2 separate regions of the Homo sapiens genome follow, and region 1 is linked to region 2. The links are chromatin contacts, found by Hi-C in ENCODE. All regions are on one chromosome and are shown on one strand. Each heading gives the region's core, a stretch centred on a gene start or an enhancer-like site at or near the end of the contact. The rest is flanking DNA. Distances are from core to core; before and after follow the strand shown.

Region 1 (6,923 bases), core at 932-3,431, 97 kb after region 2:
TCCCTTTCCTCTAAGTTCCCTGCCTCTCTCTACCTTCTGGCTTCTGGGCACTATCTAGTTTCTCCATCTTGTCCCTCAAGGACAAATGCCAGCAATGCCTAATTCCGTACTGGTCCAGACATCCCAAATCTTCCCAAAGCCATTCTGATGTCAGGCATGAGCTACAGGCCTAGTTCATAACTCATTAATAAGTCAGGGGATTGTCAACCTAGAGCTCCAGTGAATGATCTAGCCCATGTAGCTCAATACTGGATGCACATTAGAATCACCTGGGGAGCTTTTTAAACTGCAGGTGCTCAGGCCCCACCCACTCCCAAAGATTCTTTTTTAATTGGTCCAAGGTAGGACTTGACCATCTAGGGTTTTGTTTTTCTTTGTCTTTTCTTTTCTTTTTTTGTTTAAGCCTCTCAAATGATTGCAAGGTACAGCTAGAATGGAGAAGCATTAATTCAGCCCTTCTAGGTTTGAGTTACTCTGCCCACCTCTAGAGCATTCTATGGCAGGCAGATTAAAGTGTCTCCTAACTATGCAGTCACTGATAAAATAAGAATTAGCACATTCTCACCAAATGATCCTGACTTTAAGGGACAAGTATAGATTCCTGAAAAAATTGTCTCTAAGTTGAACCTGTACAAATGGAATCATTTTAAACACACCATTTACTGTCACACAGACTCCCTGATACTTTAGTGTGTGCACATGTGAAACCATTTTTTTGAAGTATGAAATAATTACTATTTTACCTGTATAACTTTGGATTTTGGTGTCCTGAGCTCTCTAAAAAACAGTGTCTCTATAGTATTTGAATATTATGGGTAATGGTTTTTGCAGAGTACAGTATGCTTATACTAAATTATAACAGCATATCCTCATGGTAACCCTATTTGATAGGCGGAAAGTTTGTACACTGATCCTGAAAAGTTATCTGATAATTCTTGATTAAGCAAATTTCATTCCCCGTGTCCCAGGTGAGGGAGGCAGACCTGTTTGATTTTTACTCCCTTCCTTGCTTCCCCTATTCCCCAGGTTAGGCGAGCCAGAGGATTCTCTTGGCATCGTGTCTTTCCTGTGCTCTGAAGATGCCAGCTACCTCACTGGGGAAACAGTGATGGTGGGTGGAGGAACCCCGTCCCGCCTCTGAGGACCCGGAGACAGCCCACAGGCCAGAGTTGGGCTCTAGCTCCTGGTGCTGTTCCTGCATTCACCCACTGGCCTTTCCCACCTCTGCTCACCTTACTGTTCACCTCATCAAATCAGTTCTGCCCTGTGAAAAGATCCAGCCTTCCCTGCCGTCAAGGTGGTGTCTTACTCGGGATTCCTGCTGTTGTTGTGGCCTTGGGTAAAGGCCTCCCCTGAGAACACAGGACAGGCCTGCTGACAAGGCTGAGTCTACCTTGGCAAAGACCAAGATATTTTTTGCCCAGGCCACTGGGGAATTTGAGGGGAGATGAGAGAGAAGGAAGCTGGAGTGGAAGGAGCAGAGTTGCAAATTAACAACTTGCAAATGAGGTGCAAATAAAATGCAGATGATTGCGCGGCTTTGAATCGAATCGACGTTTTCTCAGTGCGGGGTGCTTAGCTGAGCAGAGAGCAGAAGTCTGGCCAGGCTGGATCTCTGGATCCCCCAGCCCTCCTCCCTGTCTCCAGGACCTGAGCGTGATGTTCAGGGGTGGAGGTGTCTGCAGAGCTGCCAACTGGAAGGAAGGTGGGACAGGAACTCCCAGGACGCCACGGGGATCCCCGAGGCAGGGCGAGTCGGGCGAGGGTGGGGAAGGAGGAACTCTCTAACACCTCCCCGCCCCTCGCCTCCCAGATCCAGCCATGCCCTCTCCCAGCATGGCCCTAGGTCCCGAGTCAGCAAGGACAAGCTGGAGGGGTCCTGAGCCGGTGGGGAATAGAGAAAGGCCCTGCAAGGTGCCCGGGCCCACAAACAAAAGAAATGGCTTCTGCCCACGGGCCCGAGGATTGAGTAGATGGAAAGCGGGGACGCTGCCCCCCGCCCCGAAGGCCCGGACACCGGGCGACGCACACCGGCCAGCTCACGCGGGAGCCAGCGAGAAGGGTCGGCGCGAGCGCGCGCGGGGTCTCACGCGGCTCGGCAGCGCGGAGCGCATGCTCAGTCCGGCAGCTCTCCCTGCTGGGCGGGGGAGCCGGCGCTCCGAGGCGGGGGGAGGAGCGCTCAAGCAGCCGCCCCTGACCGGAGCGGGCTCGGCCGCTGCTGCAGCGCTCAGCGCCCGGGCCCTGCTGAAGCCGGGTCTAGCATGTGCCGCGGCTCCCCGGCGGCGGCGGCGGCTCCTCTGCAGCAGCCTCAGCAGCAGCGGCCGCCATGGCCAAGCCCAGCGTGGAGCTCACCCGCGAGTTGCAAGGTACGAGGCTGCCTCGGTCTCTGGGACGCCCCGTCCGGGAGCATCCCAGACCCAGCGCGTTCCTCCCCGTGGTGCATCCCAGCCCGGTGTCTCACACCCCTCACCCCATGCATCCTGGCTCCAAGGCAGCCCCTGCATTCCAGTCCGGGCATCGCTGTCCCCGGAGCATCCTCCGCTGCCTGCCTCGCCTCACCCGGTCGGGACCTTCCTGTCCCGGAGCCGCCCGTCCCGCCCTTCGGTGACAGGTGCAGTTCCCTGGCGCTCCCTGGGGCTGACTCTCGGCGTTCCTAGCCCACCCTCGGCGAAGCGTCCAGTCTCCCATCCGGAGAGTCCCCGCTTCCCCGCCGGGCGGGGCCAAGCCCGCCCCTCCCTGCGATGGGAGCTGCCCCTGGTCCTGACCGCTGCGTGGCTTAACACCCTCCCTCCTCCCGGCCCCGCCCCGGAACTGGCCCTGAAGAGCCCCTTAGGAGCTGGGCAGCGCCCAGGCCAGTGGGGCAAAGAAAGGAGTCAGGGAAGAGGCCCTGGATTGGAGCTAAAACCAAGAGCAGGAGGGTCTCTGAGGCTCGCCTCCCACAGCCCCGTCCCAGCCTGCTTCCTTCTCGCTACCCACCACCCACACATCAAGGCTTCTCCCGTTTGCATGGTTCTCAGACCTAGCCCAAACCCAGGCCCGGCCACCCAGCACTGCCACAACCCTGACCCCCAGAGACGGGAGCACAGGCTAGCCCACGCAAAGCGCAGGATGCTCGTGGATACTCAGAGGCATGCTGCGCCGTGGCAATCTCCCACACCTGCACACACACACAGCACAATCATTAGACGTGTGTAAACACATCTTCACAGAGATGGCACCCCAGCACACGCGCGTGCACACACACACACACACACTATATCTGGGTGGTTCTGCCAGCAGATGGGTATGGGGCTCATTTAAACATTAATTCTTCTCCCCGCCCAACACACACAGAGGAAGTGTCTGGCTCTGTGCCCCTTCCACAGCATACTCATTCACACTTACCTGTCCCCACCAATGCCACACTCAGGCTCCCTGACATCTCCAGGAGGCATGCACACTCTCATAGTAAAGGCAGACACTCACACCCGGACCACCTAGAATATAGTCAAAGGGACACCCCACACCCCCACACAGTGACTCACTTTGTATGTGTCAATGGCTGTTGTAGTGCATGGGTTGGAAAAATTCTTCACACCCTCAGAAGTGTGAGACACACCCTCCCACAGACAGTCAGCAACCGTCCCCTGACTCAGGGACATCAGGAGCCGGAGTTTTCTCCACACCCTACTCCCTCTCTAATAGGAAGAGAAAAGTCAAAAAAGAGACAGTGTGAAAAGTCACCCAAGAAGGAATGCCCTCTGTCCCTGTCCTCCCTTCTTTGTCTCTCTGTTTCTCTCTTATCCCATTTGACCCTGACCCTGCCTCTATCTGGAGAGCTCTGGGAGGTGGGGGTGGCCAGGGTAAGGTGAAGCTCTGAGCAGGCTCCCACCCCCCCTCAGACAGCATCCGGAGGTGCCTGAGCCAAGGGGCCGTGCTCCAACAACATCATGTGAAGTTGGAGACAAAGCCCAAGAAGTTTGAGGACCGAGTGCTGGTGAGGGCACTGGGCATGTGGGGAGGGAGGAGGTGGCTGGCAAGGGCAGCTGGCCAGTAGAGGGCAGGGAGCCGGGAGGACAGAAGAGACAGAAGTGGGTGGACACTGAGGAGACAAAACCTGGGGGGAGGAGGCAGGGCTGGACTGTGTTGATGTCCAGAAGTCTAGGGTAGGGCATCGGGTTGGGGAGACACTCCAAGAGCAGAGCTGAAGGGCTTAAGGAGGGCAGGGCCACCAAGGCCCAGCAGCTGCCATGAGCTGCCGATTTTTTCCTCTCTCTGTAGGCCCTGACCTCCTGGCGCCTCCACCTCTTCCTCCTTAAAGTCCCGGCCAAGGTGAGTTGGGCTGAGGAGCAGGAGAGCACCTGGCATGCTCCCTACCTCCCAAGCCTGGCAACCCAGGTCCTTACCAGGAGCTGAGCATCTCCATCCCTCCTAGGTGGAGAGCTCCTTCAATGTCCTGGAGATCCGTGCCTTCAACACGCTCAGTCAGAATCAGGTGAGTACCAGGGCTTTGGGCCCCACTACTGGGCCAGCTGGAGGAGGGAGCAGAGAGGAGGGAGTCTGAGGCTCTGACGCTTCGTCTCCCCCAGATCCTGGTGGAGACGGAGCGTGGCATGGTGAGCATGCGACTGCCATCAGCTGAAAGTGTGGACCAGGTGACACGACATGTGAGCTCTGCCCTGTCCAAGGTCTGCCCTGGCCCTGGGTGAGTGGCAAATAAGGGGTCTCTTAAGGCATTAGATGAGAGGGAGAGTTCATCCCTTCCTCCTTCCCCTGGGCCAGGGCTGAGAAGGAGAGCTCTCATGTCCCCACTCCTGGTTTTTCCTGGGATGCAGGAGCTATAACGTGGGAAGAACTGAGAGCCTCTTTCCAGCCCTCTCTGGAATGACTTGTTTCTTTTCCAGGTGTTTGATCCGGCGTGGAAACGCAGACACCCCAGAGGGGCCCCGAGATACATCCCCCAACTCTGAGACTTCCACATCTACCACCCACAGTGTCTGCGGTGAGCAGGGGCAGATGTGAGGAAAGTAGGCGCTCCACCATCTTGCCCCATGATCAGAGCCCTTTGTGCACAGGGTGTTGCCTGGGCGGGCGGGCTTTGCCTGCCTGAAGGACTCCCAGCTCCCAGACCTCAGGAAGTTCATGGCATAGCAAGAACCAAGAGCACTGGCACATAAAGTGACCTTGACTGTTCTTGAACCCCAAGCCTATTCCCCATCTCCTTACCCTCATGGAATCAGCCTATCTCCTGCCCCACAGGTGGCTTCTCTGAGACCTACGCTGCTCTGTGTGACTACAATGGGCTACACTGCCGTGAGGAGGTTCAATGGGTATGTTGGGCAGGGACCCCATAGGGAACAGGTGGGACCTGGAGGGAAGGGGCTAAGAAGGAAGTGGGGAGCAGGTGTGAGCCAGTTCCACCTCTCCAAGGATGTGGACACCATCTACCATGCTGAAGATAACCGGGAGTTCAATCTTTTGGATTTCAGCCACTTGGAGAGCCGGTAAGCAGATGGGGCAGAGACTCCACCCTCAAATTCCCAAATTCAGCCCAACCCCAGCCCTTCCCAGGAGTGCCCTTCTGGTCCCACAGCCCCAGCTCTATCTCCCCAACTCCATCCCATCCCCATCTACCCATTTAGGCCTTCCCCAGCCCAACCACCCTATCCTTGGTCTCTTCTTTTCTGACCCAACCACCTGCTCACCACTTTCCTGCCCCCTTCCATATCCCCACAGAGACTTGGCCCTAATGGTAGCAGCCCTGGCCTACAACCAGTGGTTCACCAAACTCTACTGCAAGGACTTGCGGCTGGTAGGAACTGGGAGGGGCTGGTGAGGTGGGAGAAGTAGTGCCCCCCTTGGCCCCTGATCACAAGACCCCCCTCTGTCCTCAGGGCTCTGAAGTGCTAGAACAGGTGCTACATACCCTAAGCAAGTCGGGGAGCCTCGAAGAGCTGGTGCTGGACAACGCCGGGCTTAAGACGTGAGGCCAGTCTCCTCCTTGGGCAGTAGTGCACCCTTGATGTAGTTTTAGGGTCCCAGAACCTCAGAGCATGATGCAGGCCTCTGGACTATCTTATCCAGTGCCTCTCTCTACAGAAGAGGAGACCAAGGCCAAAAGAGGGCACAAAGCAAGTCGGAGGTCAAGCTAGAACTCAGACCCAAGCCTCCTGACGCCCAGCTCCATGGCCTTTCCCCAGGATGTTCCATGCCCCGTCCTCTTTTTCCATTAACTACCAAGCAGGGTGGGCTGCTCCAGTCTTGAGGACCCAAAGCTGACCTTTGTCTCAGCACAACTTCCTAAGGTGTGGAATGCCCCCAGGTACTCCGGAGTGGTGACAAGCTCCCTGGCAGGCCCTGAGCTGTTCCCCTGTTGTGGGGGCCTCTGACCATGCAGCCCCAGCCAGGCAGTCAGGTAGAGGAGGAGGGGAAGCCCAGAGGCTGGGACCTGGGGCTCAGCTCAGGACAAATCCTTCCTCCCCTTCCCTGAAGGGACTTTGTCCAGAAGCTGGCCGGGGTGTTTGGGGAGAACGGGAGCTGTGTGCTGCATGCCCTCACTCTGTCCCACAACCCCATCGAGGACAAGGGTGAGCCCCAGCCCTGAATCCTGTCCCCATCCCAATGCAGACCCCTGTCCTAGCCCAGAGCCCAACCAGGTCTGAACAGCAGCTCTCCAGCCTGATTCCAGCCCCTGCCCTGACACCTCCATCCTTGACCCAAGGCCTGTACCCTACTCGAGCCCCCAACCTGACTCTGTGCCACCTGCACCCACTGCCCTGCCCCTCACTGGGCCCGTTTCTCTCTCCACTCCCCAGGTTTTCTCAGTCTGAGCCAGCAGCTCCTCTGCTTCCCCTCTGGCCTCACCAAACTGTGCCTGGCCAAGACTGCCATTTCCCCTCGAGGTACTCGCACCAAGGACCCCTGACCTCTGACCCTACCCTGGT
Region 2 (6,310 bases), core at 3,166-5,665:
AGTTTGCCCACATTCTGCATTCATGATAAACAGTTTGCTGTTAGATCATACAGCCTTCAGTGGAATGCTGAGTTGGTCACGACCCTCAGGCCTTTGGCTCCCTACATTAAAACACCCATTTCACCAGACTAAAAATATTCAATAAAATTTATAAAAAGCACTTAACGCTTGCCAGCATTTAGTAAGGAAGTGCTCAATAAATACTGTTAACACTCTTACTATTACTTTCTCTGCTTGGTAGTTGTCCTAACCCCACACCAGCCCTCCCACATTGCCTAATTCTGACTTGTGTCAGTGATGCAGGACTCGACTCAATCTAGGACAGCTATTGCAAAACGCAAGACTTAAATTCCACCCCAGGTGAAATCTCTTCTGGACCGCAGGCAGCCCTTGAAAAGGATGGGAGTAGTGCCCTCACTCATGAAGGCATTTGTCCCTCAAGATAGGCAGATGTTACCACCTCCATGTAAGAACAATCCCATTGCCTGTTACAGTTCCCATTTCAAAGAGATACTCCCACATATGCATGTATTTCCCTGAAAGATTTCCCGTTATTTATTTATTTATTTATTTATTTATTTATTTATTTATTTAGATGGAGTCTTTCATTCTGCTGCCCAGGCTGGAGTGCAATGGCATGATTTTGGCTCACTGCAACCTCTGCCTCCCACGTTCAAGCAATTCTCCTGCCACAGCCTCCTGAGTAGCTGGGATTACAGGCACATGCCACCAGGCCCGGCTGGTTTTTGTATTTTTAGTAGAGATGAGGTTTCACCATGTTGGCCAGGCTGATCTCGAACTTCTGACCACGCCCAGCTAATTTTCGTATTGTTAGTAAAGAGGATTACAGGTGTGAGCCACCATGCCCAGCCCAAGATTTCCTGTTCTTATCTCCAATAAGCGAGCTTGATGAGGAGTAGTGCTAGAGAGTCCCATACTTCTTGACTTCCTTCCATCCTTTTCTGCTCACAGGCCCCCTCCCTAATGTCCCCTGTGCTCTCCACAAAAGAAATAGTGCTAGAGGCCAAATAGCAACCCTGCCCACACAAGGAAGGGCCATGTAATGTTCACCAAGCACCCAAGCCACAATTCTCTCTTCCCAGAATCCTTTGCTCTTTGAAGTGTAGTCTTCCTCACCTTCCTGCCAACCTCAGCCCCTGAGTCCACCTGTCTACCTCTGAAGAGAAGGGAAAGAGAGATCAAACGCCCCCTGCAGGCCTGTCCCTTTGAACCAAGCCCTGAGAACCCCCGCAGCCGTCCTCCTGTGTACCCTCCCCCAGCCGCACACACAGATGGAGAGCCCTGGGAAGGGTTCCCACAGTGCGTTAGCTCCAAACAGTGCAAGAGGACAAGCAGTGTGGCGCTTCCAGCCTCTGTCAATAATTCATGAGGCTCAGACTGAGGAGCACCAGTCAGAGTCAGCCTTCCCTGGACATGGGGAAAATTATACTGAAGCTCTCCTGTCTCATCGGGATCTGCTGAGTAGCAAAGCAGAGTATTGCAGCTGTAACTTCTTGGCTGAGGAAAACACTAGAATTCCAGTGCAGGCCGTTCTATTACTTGCTCACCATACACCCCCTTTTGAATGTTGAAACCCTTTTTCAGCTGCTCAGCTTACCTGCACATATACTAAATGAATCTTGAGCAAACATGAATTCTATTCAAAAGTCATGCCTAGAACTGGATTTCACAAACCAGGATTCTTTCCCCTTTAATTGTAGGGACTGGCATAAGGCTGCCAAACTGGTGATTTCACCAATAACACATCTCTAAACCTACCCATCTGCTTTCATCATCTTTTCTAAAAGAAAACACTAACACACACACACACACACAAAAAGAAGCAAACGTATACTCCACAATAAAGGACTGTTAAATAAGCTTAGCTTTATGAAACTCACTGTAATTGTTTCCTTTTCTCATTTTGCCTTGAACTAGTGAAAACGCTGCCATGAACCAGCACTGCTTCTCAGTCTGGCTTTGGAGGCCAGTGGGTTAAACCAATTCAGATGCTTGCATTTGGGTCTGTTGGGGCCTTTCTACACTGTACCATAAGCCATCCAGATTTCTTCATTCTCCCGGAAACCCAGGAGGGAGATCATTTCAGCCCACTTGGCAGAAGTGCAGACTGAAGTCTTGGACACAGAATTTATAGCTGGCAAGGACTTTATTCATCATCCATACCCTCAGTAATTTACAGATGAAGAGTCTGGCCCAGGGCACCAATAATAATCACTACATGGTGGCAGTAACTACTATGTGCTTAGTAGCTTACAGTTCATAAAGAGATTTTGCATTCAACAAATATTTATTGAACTAAGATGGCGGCTAAGACCTGGGGACAGAGTGGTTAGGGAGAACTTGAGTGCCCCGAGTTCTTTGCATTTCCACCACTGCTTGAGGGACTGTCCAGCCTCCTCGCTACCACTTAGCCCCTGTAAAGGAGGAAGTCCCTTTGTCAACGGACATGAGAATGCTGTTTGGCCAATGACCATAGTCTGCCCTCCAGGGCCCGTGAAGATGGAAGAGACCTTGGGCAGAGTGAAGGGCAGTGCCAGGCCTGGCGCAGCTACTCCCTATCACGTCTCTCTCCCAGGCTCTTCCAGCCTCACCTGGTGGACTCCATGGCGACCACAGGCCTCACCTCCATGGGCAGTCTCAAAACATTTGCCCTCCTGTGGGCTGTCACACACATAGACCCAGACTTTCTTGGAGAAGGAATTCTGAAGAAGCAAAAGCAACCAACTCAAAACCCCCACTTCCCAGAGAAGAAAAGGTGGGCAAGCAGATGCAGAAAGGCAGCAGCCAAAGCCTGCGGGTTCCTGCAAGGGCCAGGGGAGGGGCGAGCCCTACAGGCAACTTGAACGGAGAGCTCACCCGCCAGCCCGGAAAGGCAAGCCCCAGTCAGGCGGAAGGTAGATGGTGGAGGGGCGCCGCGGCGGATGGAGGTGCCCAGGGCCACAGACCGCTCACAGCGGTACCGGGGCGGGGAGCAGGGCGGGCAGGGAATCGGCCCGCCCTTCGTCCTGCCCCTCGCCCTACTCTGTCACCGCCCCTGGGAAGAGTGGAACCCATACTTGCTGGTCTGATCCATGCACAAGGCGGGGCTGCTAGGCCTCTGTGCCCGGGCTTGGAATTCGGTGCGGATGGCCAGCTCCGGGATGACCCGCCGGGACCCGCTCGCAAATAAGGTGGCCCTGGTAACGGCCTCCACCGACGGGTGAGTGCTCCGGCCGGAGTTTCTGAGGCCCTGGCTGCCTGGAAACAGGCACTGGCCTCTCATCCTCGGCCTCCGGTGCCCCTGTCCTCAGACCTTACACGCTGCCAAAGTCTGGCCCTGGAAAAAAGGTAGCCACGTGGTCCGCCTGAAGCCACTCCGAATCCCCTAGCCCTGGACCCTCCCTTGCCAGCCCTCCTGTCCCTGCTACCTCTGGCACAACTGTGCCACCTCTGTGCAGCCCTATCGATCTAGTCTCCCCAGTGTTCTGGGCTGCCCCAGTCAACCAGCGCCACCTAGCGTCTGGGAAGACCAGAAACTGGAAATCCAAGGAAATCTGGATTTCAAAATACTATCCCACGGCCTCCAGCACTTTGAAAATGTACCAGACATTCTATTTGGGCACCGGAAAGTCCCCCGGAACCCCTCCCCCTTACCTAGATGGGACACCAGAGCCATATGTCGAGATTTTTGTTTAGGTCGGTACATCTGGGCCGACCTTGCCCAGCCTGTTTCTCACCCACCATTCTTGTCTATCCTGGTCCTCATTTCTACAGGACTTTGCTAGATGCCAGCTCTTCACAAAACTAAAATACAAATGTAGGTAAAATGCTAATAGCTGACAAATGCAAAATGTGTAACTCTTCCTCCCAAGGCAATATTTACATTTTTGACCGGAGACCATCTTTTCACATGCACCCCAAAAAATAACTAAGGATAGAATTTTGAGAATGATGTAGACGAGTAAGAAAGAAACCTGGGGGCAGGGCTGTTCTGAGTGAGACCCTCAAATCACGGAAGTGGCTGCTGCTGCAAACCCAGCTCATTTCTCACCTCTCAGTCCCAAGAGGGGATGAAGCCTGTCACCCATGGTGGGAACTGTAGAAAGTGATGTCAGTTCTTGGGAACTGAGGCTGTGGTCCAGGTCATAATAAAAACAAGTAAAGGAATGCCAAAAATGGCCATGCCATTAAGCCTGTTTTACACATAGTAGGCACACGTAGGGGTTATATAGAGAAAGAGCCAGAATTCAAACCCGGGCAGTCTTAACTTCAGAGCTCATACTGTCGACCTCTTCCCCTGCACAGGCCTTAGCAGTCTTTGTCTCTTTCTGCTCACAGGATCGGCTTCGCCATCGCCCGGCGTTTGGCCCAGGACGGGGCCCATGTGGTCGTCAGCAGCCGGAAGCAGCAGAATGTGGACCAGGCGGTGGCCACGCTGCAGGGGGAGGGGCTGAGCGTGACGGGCACCGTGTGCCATGTGGGGAAGGCGGAGGACCGGGAGCGGCTGGTGGCCACGGTGAGCTGCAGGGAAATGGGCACAGAGCCAGGAGGTGGAAAACGGAGCCAGCCTGAGCCTCCTTCCCTGCTTTCCTAGACAGCAGCACATTTTTACTGTGTGCCTTTCTATTATGTCCATATACTAACGTCAGAGAATCATCCCATCTCAGTCAGAGAATTTTAAAACATTCTAATGCTTCAACCCTGCATCATCCCTTGAGTACCCCAAAGAAACAGCTGGTACTGGTTCTGCAGTAATTTTCAATCTAATTGAACAGATGTGAAGGGTAAATACAATCACAAAATACATGTTCCCACCCATGAGTTAATAAACATTCCCCTCTTCTTCAGCTTATAGAGTCAAGTCCCTGGGAACCTCAGGAAGCAGCCCACCATGTTTCAGCCACTTACTATGTGCCATTTCCTGTGTTCAGAGCCTTACACAGGTTATCTCTAGACCTGACAACAACCCAAGCAAGGCAAGGACTATTCTCTCAGTCTGCAGACCCTGGCTCAGATAGCTGGAGCAACTTCCCAAGGTCCCACAGCCAGTAAGGAAAGACCCAGACCTCCCAGGCTCCCTTCCTTTATTGGCTGCCTGTGGACTACCGGGTACTGGACTTTAGTCTCAAAGAAAGTATATAAGTCGATGTCAGAATTAGTAGTGGACACCAGCCTTGCAGCTGCTGAAGCAAATATGAAGCATTCACAAAGGAAGCTCCTCTTCCCTTGAGGCTCACGGCATACACTTTATTTCCCAGAGTGGAAGGGAGAATCTACCCAAAAATGGAAAGTACAGGATTCTGCTAACAGATTGGAAGGTTGGCAGAAATAATTTGCATAATCTTAGAAGAGGAGGATCTTAAGCAATAGTAGACAGTAGTATGGTAGACAGAATAGGGTAATTCCATTTTTAAGGAACTGTCTGGCAAATGCTCAAATGTGCATTGGAAAGAGCCAAATATGAGTCCAAGAAAGTCACAAATGTGAGTCCAAAAAAGCTTGGCTTAGGCTGATGGACAGACCCCAAGATTGGGGCCTTGATCCTGATGGTGGAAGGAGCCGTTTGGGAGTCTGGATCAATTAGCACTAACCATATGACATGTAGCAATGTAATGTGAAAATCCTCCCGGAAAAACATCCTGTGGCCCCCACCAGGTTCACTTAACATGGCCTACAGGCCTGGCCCAGAGGTGGTACTTGAGCTAAACCTTAAGGAATGGATGGGAATGGACAGATGGAATAGTGATGAGGTTCCAGATAACTCTGCAAAATGAGCAGACAGCCAAGGAGGAACTGAAGGAAACAGAGGAGCACTGTCAGGCCACAGTGGAGAGCACAGGCTCAGGAGTACTGCTGGGGAAGGGGCTGCATTGGAAAGATAGAGGCCATGGGCCTCCATATCCTTTTTTTTTTTTTTTTTTTTTTGAGACAGAGTTTCATTCTTGTTGCCCAGGCTGAAGTGATATGGCACAATCTCAGCTCACTGCAACCTCCGCCTCCAGGTTCAAGCAATTCTCATGCCTCAGCCTCCCGAGCAGCTAGGATTACAGGCATCCACCACCACGTCCAGCTAATTTTTGTATTTTTGGTAGAGACAGGGTTTCACCATGTTGGCCAGGCTGGTCTTGAACTCCTGACCTCAGGTGATCCACCCCCTCGGCCTCCCAATGTGCTGGGATTACAGGCGTGAGCCACTGTGCCCGGCCATAGCTTCTTAAAAGGATACGTTAAGGACCTTAAAAGGATATGGCCTCTTAAAAGGATATGTTTACACACCCTTGTAGCAAATAAGAAGCCATGTGAGGTTTTG

What was found. Hi-C counts contacts between places; a loop is a spot of excess contacts on that map. Pooled maps may share reads with other maps.
Region 1: a loop to region 2 is called in a pooled map, with 3 times the contacts of the local background. The contact joins the promoter of CARMIL3 here to the promoter of DHRS4-AS1 in region 2. A Hi-C loop is called at or near these places in 4 of 50 pooled maps.

The regions. Positions count from the first base shown.
Region 1 is chr14:24,049,828-24,056,750 of GRCh38, forward strand. CARMIL3 (capping protein regulator and myosin 1 linker 3) reads left to right here and starts at 2,182. Exons shown (of 40, transcript NM_138360.4): 1 at 2,182-2,366; 2 at 3,882-3,976; 3 at 4,261-4,311; 4 at 4,415-4,474; 5 at 4,569-4,684; 6 at 4,884-4,981; 7 at 5,239-5,309; 8 at 5,410-5,483; 9 at 5,716-5,791; 10 at 5,874-5,962; 11 at 6,472-6,566; 12 at 6,795-6,881. The coding sequence starts at 2,327. It also overlaps the pseudogene DHRS4L1. RefSeq lists silencers at 1,975-2,274, 2,545-2,634, 2,655-2,824 and an enhancer at 2,840-3,539.
Region 2 is chr14:23,950,697-23,957,006 of GRCh38, forward strand. DHRS4-AS1 (DHRS4 antisense RNA 1) reads right to left here and starts at 4,416. Exons shown (of 2, transcript NR_023922.2): 1 at 4,052-4,416. It overlaps DHRS4 (dehydrogenase/reductase 4), which reads left to right and starts at 3,074. Exons shown (of 8, transcript NM_021004.4): 1 at 3,074-3,220; 2 at 4,339-4,516. The coding sequence starts at 3,093. RefSeq lists enhancers at 2,596-2,795, 3,406-3,535, 3,586-3,715.